Regions from separate parts of the Homo sapiens genome. Here region 1 is linked to region 2. A link is a contact called in ENCODE Hi-C or POLR2A ChIA-PET data. All regions are on one chromosome and are shown on one strand. The core of a region is the stretch at or near the end of the contact, and the rest is flanking DNA. Distances in the headings are between cores, read along the strand shown. Region 1 has its middle 29 kb from the start of TGFBR1. Region 2 overlaps COL15A1 (collagen type XV alpha 1 chain).

Region 1 (5,333 bases), core at 1,676-4,175, 78 kb after region 2:
CTGGGACTACAGGAGCATGCCACCATGCCCAGGTAATTTTTGTATTTTTAGTAGAGACAGGGTTTCATCATGTTGGCCAGGATGGTCTCGATCTCCTGACCTCATGATCCGCCCGCCTTGGCCTCCCAAAGTGTTGGGATTACAGGTGTGAGCCACCACACCCAGGCAATCATGTTCTTTTCTAACAAAGAGCAGCCTGTAAAATTGAGCTGCAGACATAGACAAGCAAGCTGGAAGCTTGCACAGGTGAATGCTGGCACTTGTGTCAATAGGAGAAGGCTACCTGGGACTAGGCATGATCAAAATGATGGCTCCATGTTCCCTTCTCTTTGCCAGCCACGTGTACAGTAAGGAGCAGACAAGATGGCGCTGGCCAAGTGGAAGGCCCATTTGCAGAATAAGATTAGGGTGGGGTGACCAGCCTTCCCCAAGTGCTATGTAAACGTCGCATCTGGTCAAACCAATCTGTGGGCCCTACTTAAGTCAGACACCGCCTCCTCAAGCCTGCATGCATATAAAATCTGCTGCAGGTTTTCCGTTTCAGTCACCTCTTCCTCATGAGAGGGAAGGCTGCTCTCCTCTCACCTTCCTATTGCCTATTAAACTTTCCGTTCTTTGACCCACTCACATGTGTCCCTGTCCTTAAACTTCTTGGTGCAAGATGACAAACTCCGAGACAATGTTGCTGCTTCACAACTGGTAGGGCACCTTGGGAATATTTAAATGAGGTAAGAGATGGTATTGGATCCATGTTTGAGAAAGATCAAGCAGGTTTTTTGTTTATTTGTGCACTCATTCAGAAATATTTCTTGAATAATAATTTGTACCCAGGATCATGTTTGGACTTGGGAGTACAAAGATAAATGATGCCCCCACTTTTCAAATCTACTAAGTCCATTCTAATGCCACAGACTGTTTCAAATCTCCTGTATATTTCCTGCCACCTGCTCTCCACCTCCTCAGAAACCCTACCAGTGGGGGACAAGCACATGCATGCAGTCCTTGTCTATCCTAACAGCTGGAGAAGTACTTTTCTGGTTACCCCTTGAGCTCCTGGTCCATCAAAACACCACTGAGCCTCCTCAAACCTCTTTGATAGCCACTAACTGATTTTCTCCTTTTGCTTTCCATCTTGTACTCCAATTTATAGGGCCGGTAAATAGAGAGATGCCTTGGTCTGTGTCTGAATTTTGGTCCTGCCACCTACTAACCATGTAATCATAGCCAAGCTACTGAAAAACTCCAAGTTACTGAAAATAGTCCTCCACACTCAGTCCTTCCCTGCAGCTCAGTTTCTTCATCTGTAAAAGGGGGACATTCATGGAAACTACTCTCCTTTCAGTTAATTTACAGGAAGCACTGGGAACAGCATTCTGGCCCCGTGTAAGCGTCCAATCAGTGTTTGCTATCTTTGGCCTGTTCCAGTTGTCTCTCAGTAGGAGCTGGGGGAAGGTCTCTCCTTCAACCATCCTAGCTGGTGTCTTCCAATCTGCCTGGCTTCTCTGCCTGTCTTCAGGCACAGGGCTGGGACTCAATGTATACATAGCAGTACAGCTCTGCCTGCTGTTGGTAAATATCCGTTGTCCCACGACCCCGAATGTCTGGACTATCCTGGCCCTCTGCTCCTGCCCTTCATAATCCAACAAGTAAAATGTTATCATCTGGCTCATTAGCGGCTGCTGACAAGAGGGCTGAATTCCTTCTGATAGACAGGCACACATGCCACAGCGACTGTTTAGTCATCTCATCATCCCCCTGCATGAGCCTGCTGGGGGCCCTGAGTTCCAAGAAGGACCCAGAGCACCCTGTTATCTGATATGTTTGTGGGAGGAAATTGCCTCCCTCTCCTCTCCTTCCAAACTTGTGCCTTTTCCTCTGGTCCTTCTCTTAGTGAGTGGCTCCACCATCCAGCCAGGAGCCTAGGAATCTTTTATTTATTCAACGATATTGACTAAGTGTCTCCTTAGTAATAAAAATAACAACAATAAACCATAAAATAAGTGCTAGGAAGCTCTGCAGAGTTGGGATATTTTTATGATGACTACTTTGATTTTTTTTTTTTTTTTTTTTTGAGACAGGATCTCACTCTTTAACCCAGGGTAGAATACAGTGGTGTGATCATGGCTCATTGCAGCCTTAATTCCTGGGCTCAAGTGATTCTCCCACCTCAGCCTCCTGAGTAGCTAGGACTACAGGTGTGTGCCACCAGGCCTGGCTAATTTTTAGTACATATACATATATATATATATGCATATGTACTAATATATGTATGTTTAGTACATATATATGTTTGTAGAGACAAGGTCTTGCAATGTTGCTCAGGCTGGTCTTGAACTCCTGGCCTCACAAAATTCTCCTGCCTCGGCCTTTCAAAGCGTTGCACGTGGTGGTCTTCCCTTGAGGCAATGTGGTGCTGGCTCTTTTCTTATCTTCCCTAGGACTGTTGCTCACATCTCCTGGCCTCTACAGTTCCATCTCCTCCAGTTCATTCTCCACACCAGGGGAGAGAGCTTTCTAGAAAGCCTGTCATACTTAGTGTTTTGATTTGAGTTTCCCTTTAGAGGAGGATTCATTAATTTCTCTGCAAGGCGATCCCAAGAAACAAGGTAAGAGAGCAGAGAAATGAGACAGGGATGGGAAGGAAGATTTTAAAGGGTGCATCTAGTTCTCACTGTGAGTGACTAGATCACACTGTCCTCTTAAGGGTTCTGGGAGCCCGTGCAGTCTGGCACCTCAGAGTTTCCAACCAAAGGGACAAGGATGTTATGGTCTTCATACACCAACCCCTCTCAGTCTTTGAAAAACAGGAGGGCGAGGCACTGGATGAGATTCCAGTACTTCTGGCCTGCTGCACACGACAGAGTGGGCTCAGCTGCCACAGAATGCTCTCAGGCAGACACGTGGATGCTGGCAGTGGGAACTTGGGGGTTTATGGGCGGGGCACCCCAGAGACTGCAGTATCAGGCCCAATCTAGCAGGAAGTCACACAAGGTTTACTTCAAGATAACACTTTGAGCTTACAATACTTTCCTCAAACCTTACTGAAATGATAAAAACAACAGAGAAAAAACAAAAAACAAACAAAAAAAGACCTGCAACCCCTTGTTAAAAAAGGAAGAACTATCTCAACCTGGCAGAAACTTTGAGGACTTTCTGGAAGATAGAAACCTGCTATGATTGGCTATCCTATAACCACAGCAGCAAAGGCAGGGCCTGTCTTCGAGTCCCTCCTGAGGCTGATAGCCACAGGAAAGTGCCAGTAGAGGCTGAAACAGAAATAAGCTGGGAAAAGGCTGGGGGGAAGCTCATAGAGACTTGTGCAGTTGCTGACAGCACCCAGAAGACCTATCAGTCCTTTCAATGTGGGCTTTCATATTTATGAACATCAGTACAGAACAACAAACACCAATTAATCATTTGAGGAGATCTAGCAGCCTCCAAAAGGGAATCAACAGTTAATCAGAGCCAATGGCTTCTGTTTCGAAAGAATGATTACAGAAAACAGGAGATAACTTTTAAAGATTCAAATTTGTATTTTCATCCAACTCCACTGGAAACAAGGAAAAGAAAGCAAATTGGTATTCTCAGTAAAATTTCAGAGAGTAAAAGAAGCATGAAATGAAATACTGGGAGAATAAGAAACAGTCCTTGAAAATAAAAGAACGACTGTATCACCAGAATAAAATAGAACTACAGCATATATGCTACTGAAACCTGATTTAATGAATTGTTAGATCAAAAGAATTAATATAATTGCTCAAAGGACACAGACAAAAAGATAAATTCATGAAATAAAAGATGAGGGAAGGAGATAGACATAATGTTTCAATATTTATATAACAGGAGTCACAGAATAAAAGAGAATATTAGATGGAAGAGAAGTACCAGTGAACAAAAGAAGTTTGGTGCGGTGGCTGGAGCCTGTAGTCCCAGCTACTTGGGAGGCTGAGGCAGGAGGATCTCTTAAGCCTGGAAGTTCAAGACCAGCGGAGCAACATAATGAGACACTATCCCCATCAAAATATAAATATAAATAAATAAATAAATAAATGAAAGAAAATTTCCTGAGCTAAAGAAGGAGCATAATCTGTAGATTGAAATGATTCACTGAGTCCTGGGCAGAATTGTTGCAAAATATCCACCTGTGTACATTTCTGGTAAAGTTTATGCATTTCAGTAACGATGTAAAATCCTACACACTTCTATATAGAGAGCAATTCAGATTGGCATTGGAGTTCTTATTTGCAATATTGAAAATTAGAAGACAATGGGGTAAAGTATAAATAATCCCGTGGATTAAGAATTATATTAAAATTTCACAGCCAACCAAACTTTCATGTATGGGAACAAAGAGAGACATTTTCAGAAGTGTCAAAACTCAAAATTATAGCATCCAGGTGCCTTTTCTGAAAAACAGACTTTGTGGAAGGATTATAACCAAATGGAAATTAACCAGGAATTAGTATTTCACAAAGCAGAGGATGTGATGATAGAAATCTAATGAGAAACAAAGTCAAGATCACTTACGGTTATATCCAAATCAATTTTCCCAACGTGTAGTATTTTTACCACATATGGATTGAGATGGTTTTTACTGTAACAGTTATATATTTATTTCAATAGTTGTTAGGAAAATATAGGTAGATACTAAATCCATAATTTCATATTTATTTGTATTTAATATAAAGTAAGTATTTAAGTTTTAAAAAGTGGGCTGGTTGAAAGGAAAGTATTAGGTAAGTAATAGTACAAATGATACATTGTAGTGTAGGTGATAGACAACTGACTGAATTTTCGGAAATGTTGAGCCGAATAATTGTCAATAACGTGGTTGTAAAATACATTCCAGACTTTACCCAACTGTGATGATAAAACAGGTTTGTGTTTCTTCTAAAACTTAAATTACAGGGCTGATGCCCTAGGTACAAAATTAGCACAAAGTCATCTTCTTCTCTCTCAAATATTCTTCAAAAATTATTCCTTCAAATATTCTAGGCTTGCTTCTATTTGCCCAGGAATTAGTTCAGCTCATTGTTTATCTGTGGGTACCTCCTGGGAGAAGGGAATTCCAGGATGTCCCCTGTGGCTAGATTCACTTCCCTGGTGTCAACACTCCATTGGCAGTAACTGCCCAGCTGGTGTTTTGGGGCACTCCGCTGAAGTCATGGTGATCTTGAAGAGATGTTCTGGTGGTCCTGTCCCCCAAACCATGTCAGCTGCCACTGATACAGTTCTCTGCCAATCGATTCCACAGTGCTTTCTTGTAGTTCAAGAATGTTTGCCTCTTCTCACAGCGCTGCGCTTGTTTAAGATGCCCACAGTAAAACTGCCTG
Region 2 (5,048 bases), core at 309-2,808:
CGCCTACTCAGTAGCACTAGCCACTATTTTATAGGTGGAAAAACCAACACTTGGAAGAGCTAAGTCCAGAGTCCCCACCCATTCTGACTTTTGCCACAAACTCCCCAACTCTCAGAGGATCAGCTAAACTCCTGTGTGGCACAAGTGAGAAACTGATGGCCAGAGAGGGGCCAGTTACCCAGCAAGGCAGCAGCAGTCCCTAGGAGAAGAGCTGGTCCCCTGGCTGCCCATCCAGGGCTCTGGCCCCTGCCTCTTGTCCCCCTACCTGTGCAGAGGAGCACTGGTAAAAGCCCAGGCGTCAAACACTATCCCCCAGGCACTAGCTTGGCATATGCCCAAGCCCTGAGATCGCTTGTGGTTTCTGTCATTTCTCAGAGGGGCCGTCACTTCAGACTGAAGATGTAAGTACAAGATCATTCCTGGCAGCACTGTTCTTAGGAACAAAAATAACCCAAACTGCCCACAGTAGGGATTGGTCGGCCAAATTCTATTTCATTCATACATACAGCCCTGACACTGGTGATACAGAAGATTTAATGACCCAGGGACATGCTCGTGGTATATTCCACCAAAAAAGCAAATTCCAAAATTATGTCTATGACCCTAATTTTGAATATATGTTATTTATATCTATTTACATATAGCTATGTAGAGCGATGTGTGTGTATTAGATACATCACATATTAGACGTAATATTCATCAAAATGTTATAAGCAGTTATCTCTGAGTGGTAGGATTATGGATGGTTTTTACTTTTTTTATTGTACTTCCGTATTTTATTAATACAAGTCTTCTACAATAATACATATCACTATTCTTTTTGCTTCTGCCATCAGTTAATGAGTGTTATTTTAACAACTAAATTTGGGGAGTCTGTGGGTCAGAGAAAGTATAGAGAACTGGAGAGAAAAAATTGTAGGATAATTTAATAACGTCATGACAGAGCCAAGGAGGCAGGGTGTTGCTGTGGAAATACTGCCCGCTGGGGAGAGTCAGACAGCTTGGAAGGAGGCCCTGCCTAGCCCCCTATTTGCTGTCGGCCTGGGGCAAGTTGCTGATCAGTTTCCAAGCTTCAGATTCCTTAGCCGTCCTCTGGGAGCATGAACAATCCCCGATGCTGGGTGGATGAGAGGGCTGAATCTGGCCGCAGTTGTGGAAGTGGCTTCTGAATTGCGAATGCTTTTCTCAGGGGTGGAATTAGGATCTCTCAGCAAGGGGTTAAGGTGAAGGGGCTGGGGCGAGGGCTTTCCTAGACTGAGAAGATGAGGTCCACGTGGGGACTGGGCTCTGATCCCAACGCAGCTCGCCTGTTCCCGGGATCAGCCACACTCCTTATCTAGCAGACAAAAGGTCAGTTGAAAGCAATGGAGCTAGCCAAAGTGTCCTTTTCTTCTTGATGTGTAGACAGCCCGGATGGTGGGAGAAAGCCCTGGCTAAGCAAAGCCCCTAATATTTGCATTCAGAGCTTCCCTGACACCATCGTGACCCGTGGAAGGGGCCACCCCACCTCCTTCTTCCCAGGGGTCAGTCCTTGGAGGACAGGCAATCGGCTGCTTGCACGGCACCCCCTGGTGGTCAGAGCAGGGAAGACGAGAGTGCTCGACCCGTGCTGGCCACTCTTCCATCACAGGATGGGACAGGAGTGGGTGGGGAGGGGGGCAGAGTCCTTTGGAGGATTTGGCACCTCTTCCAGAGTTATTGTGACCATGGGACCTGCGTGAGCACAGCGTGTGTGGGAAGGGCCTGGCCCGGGGACAGGCTGACCTGGCTTCAGGGCCCTTCCCAGTCTCAGTCTCATTCCCAGGGTTAATAATACTGAGGTATTGATGTGTGGATCCGGCAGGTCACACCTGTCATGGGGTGATAGTGGGATCCCCAACCAGGATCTGCCCACCTGCAGGAAGGTGGTGGGAGGGGTCCCGGTGGGCAGGACAGGTGGGCCAGCAGGAGGGTTGCTGGAGGGAGTGCATGGGACAATCTTGGCATGGGCCCAGCCATAACAGGCGTGCAGTCATGGTAGTACAACTTCTTTTTCTTCTTCTTCTTCTTCTTTTTTTTTTTTTTTAGACAGGGTCTTGCTCTGTCACCCAGGCTGGAGCACAGTGGCACAATCATGGCTCACTGCAGCCTTGACCTCCCAGGCATGAGCTCCCTCCTTAGGCTCCTGAGCAGCTGGGTCTACAGCCACATGCCACAATGCCTGGCTATTTTTTTTTATTTTTAGTAGAGATGGGGTCTCGCTATGTTGCCAAGACTGGTCATGAACTCCTGAGCTCAAATGATCCTCCTGCCTTGGCCTCCCAAAATACTGGGATTACAGGCATGAGCCACCATGCCCGGCCAATGAATAAGTTTTCTTTGCTTCAAAAATCCATTTGCGTTTTTTTTTTTTTTTGAGATGGAATCTCACTCTGTCACCCAGGCTGGAGTGCAGTGGCACAATCTCAGCTTACTACAACCTCTGCCCACTGCAACCTCTGCCTCCTGGGTTCAAGTGATTCTCCTGCCTTGGCCTCCCAAGTAGCTGGGGTTACAGGCATGTGGAATCACACCTGGCTAATTTTTGTATTTTTAGTAGAGATGGGGTTTCACCATGTTGGCCAGGCTGGTCTTGAACTCCTGACCTCAAGTGATCTGCCCACCTCGGCCTCCCAAAGTGCTGGGATTCCGGGCTGCTTTTTAAATTGCAAAAGAAATATATGCATGTGGGAACAATTAAATTAATGCTCAGTTGTATAAACCAGAAAAATAATAGTTTCCTCTTCTTACACTCCTATCTTCTGGAAAATATCAGTACTAAACACTGTGGTTTAGCCAAGTATATAAATATATAAGCACATACATATACATATACATATACATATATGTATATATTATGTATGTCATAATCATTATTACATAACATGAATATGTTATATATATAATAATGATACGATATCTATACTCATACTTTTTTTTTCTATTTTACACACGTAAAACCATATCAACAATGAACATTTATCAATTGCTTACTATATGCCAGGGGCTGTCCTCAATGCTTTATTTGCATTAACTTACTTAGTCCTTGTGACACACAGTACTCAAAACAACCCTATGAGGTAGGAATTATTGTAATTCCCCATTTCTAGATAAGGAACTTGAGGCAGAAGTTGAGCGACTTGCCTGCAGGTGGTGCCAGAGCCTGGAATGGAAACCACACATGCTTTGCCATGTATGTTGTTCTGCAACTTGTTTTTTCCCCCTCTTGACCCTGTGTCATGGTATCTGAACATCTTTCCAAGTTAGCTGGTGAAGAGATACCTCATTCTTTTCCAAGACTGCAAAATGTAGTTATTGATAGCAGAATGCCTGCTTCCTGTAGGGTCTGGTGAGATCCTGAATGACACACTGGAGGGGGTTCATTCTGTGGATGGTGACCCCATTACTGACAGCGGCTCAGGGGCTGGGGCCTTCCTTGACATTGCTGAAGAAAAGGTGAGTAGATGGTAAATTTCATTTGATTAGTCAGTAGTAGGCTTGTTTGCTTATTTCAAACTTGGTGATGATTTTACTGAGCACCAGAGAGAACCACAAGGGTTTTGGTTGAATAGCATCAAGATTGCTTCTGTCCTCATGGTACAGAGGAGGTCAGAGTCCCAGGGCCACAGAGGCTCTCCAGGGATGCACAGGACTGGTGGGGGATATGCAGTGCAAGCTTGTCCTCACACTTGCCTGTGATGAGCGAGCGTCCAGGCCTCACCAATGCAACCCCGCCCTCCTGCTCAGTTGTGAAGGCACATAGCTTTATCAGCCCTTTGAGTCCCCTTCAAGACAGAATCAGATTAACTGCAGGTGTGTTCATGCTATTGTTTGGTAATTGGCTTTTACACCTGCAAAGCCAGTTTTTGAAATGCTGGGCTCCCTAGGGTGCAAAATTAAAGCATAAATAGTTTTCTCACAATGGCCCCTGCTGAAAACCCACAACGCCAGCTCATTCCTTCCCTTCTCCTGGGATGAAAACTTAAGACAGTTCTCACAGCTCTCTCAGTCACTATCTGGTAACAGTCAATTTTCACAGATATTTAAAAGTCAAGCCCAGCATAATATCAAAAATTCAACAAAATTACAAACACAGTTTCCCCCCTTCTATACTCAGGCCTACTGTAGACTAGGAAACTGCCAGGAAAGGGAAGCATGGTTAGGGGTTTCCTCTCTATTTTCTTACTTCTCTCTCCTCCTTATCCTCATGATCTCCCCATCCTCTAGAGCTATTTTTAACATCTGCAGGGGCTGGCCCACCTGGAGAAATGGACACAGTTGTACTTGGCTGGTCAAATTGTGATCTGGGCTTTTGGTGTGGAAGATGCCTGATTGTTGGAACTCTCTCTTATGGGGGCTTTTGTGGTTCCTGGGAGGTCTTCCTGCAGGGGACCTAGGATCAAAATTCCATAGTTTGCCTTGTAACTTCTGCCCGGGCTTCCACCCCATACAGGTTGCCCAGATCTTCTGCGTGGCTCTTTGAGTACAGCCCATTTCAGCCAGCTCCCTTTGGAGAGATTTTATCTTGTCTATCTCCAGCAAAACAACTGCAGGACAAATACCCCTCCCTTCTCCATCCCCCTCCCCTCCTCTCCCCTTTCCCTCTCACCTCCTCCTTCCCTCCTCTCTCCTTTTATTCCCTCCCTTCCTCTCCTCTCCTCTCCTCTCCCCTTTTCTCCCCTCCCCTCCTCTTCCCACTTCCCTCCTTTTCTCTTTCTCCCTCACCTCCCCCTCCTCTCCTCTCCCCTTCCCCTCTCTTCCTTTGTCCCTCTCTCCCAACTCTGAATCTAAAGGGCTCCCTCCTTTCACCTTTTGTCTCCCTGGAGAAAATCAGACACCAGTCCCTGAGCCTCCCAAATTCCAGGAAATACATACCCAGCTCACCAAATGGTTTGGAGTGAGTAGAGGGGAGGAGAAGAACCGCAGTACACTGAAAATTCTTTCCAAAGGAATTCTTGCTCTCCAGGCACTCAACCCCAAAATGAGTCCTGTATGGTTTCTTACACAGCCTAGAGGTAGGAGATGGGCAG

The links. A loop is a pair of places that touch in the nucleus more often than their neighbours do. ChIA-PET counts read pairs that join two places held with the same protein, here RNA polymerase II (POLR2A). Pooled maps may share reads with other maps.
Region 1: a map of K562 shows a loop between it and region 2 (6-fold over the local background). The contact joins two enhancer-like sites. A Hi-C loop is called at or near these places in 3 of 168 maps with a recorded cell type or tissue (K562, OCI-LY7 and posterior vena cava) and 3 of 50 pooled maps. POLR2A ChIA-PET finds 5 or more read pairs at or near these places in 8 of 52 experiments (CD4-positive, alpha-beta T cell, GM12878, K562 and 5 more).

The regions. Positions count from the first base shown.
Region 1 is chr9:99,073,831-99,079,163 of GRCh38, forward strand. No RefSeq gene overlaps it. Among named protein-coding and RNA genes, the nearest start is that of TGFBR1, 29 kb to the right of the region's middle. RefSeq lists a cis regulatory region at 1,294-2,012. Within about 2 kb of position 2,926, at least 9 of the 41 ENCODE cell types and tissues checked have a DNase peak (open chromatin) inside an H3K27ac peak, as active enhancers do.
Region 2 is chr9:98,997,478-99,002,525 of GRCh38, forward strand. It overlaps COL15A1 (collagen type XV alpha 1 chain), which reads left to right. Exons shown (of 42, transcript NM_001855.5): 7 at 3,362-3,474. Among named protein-coding and RNA genes, the nearest start is that of COL15A1-AS1, 55 kb to the left of the region's middle. RefSeq lists enhancers at 816-1,572, 1,573-2,328. Within about 2 kb of position 1,559, at least 17 of the 41 ENCODE cell types and tissues checked have a DNase peak (open chromatin) inside an H3K27ac peak, as active enhancers do.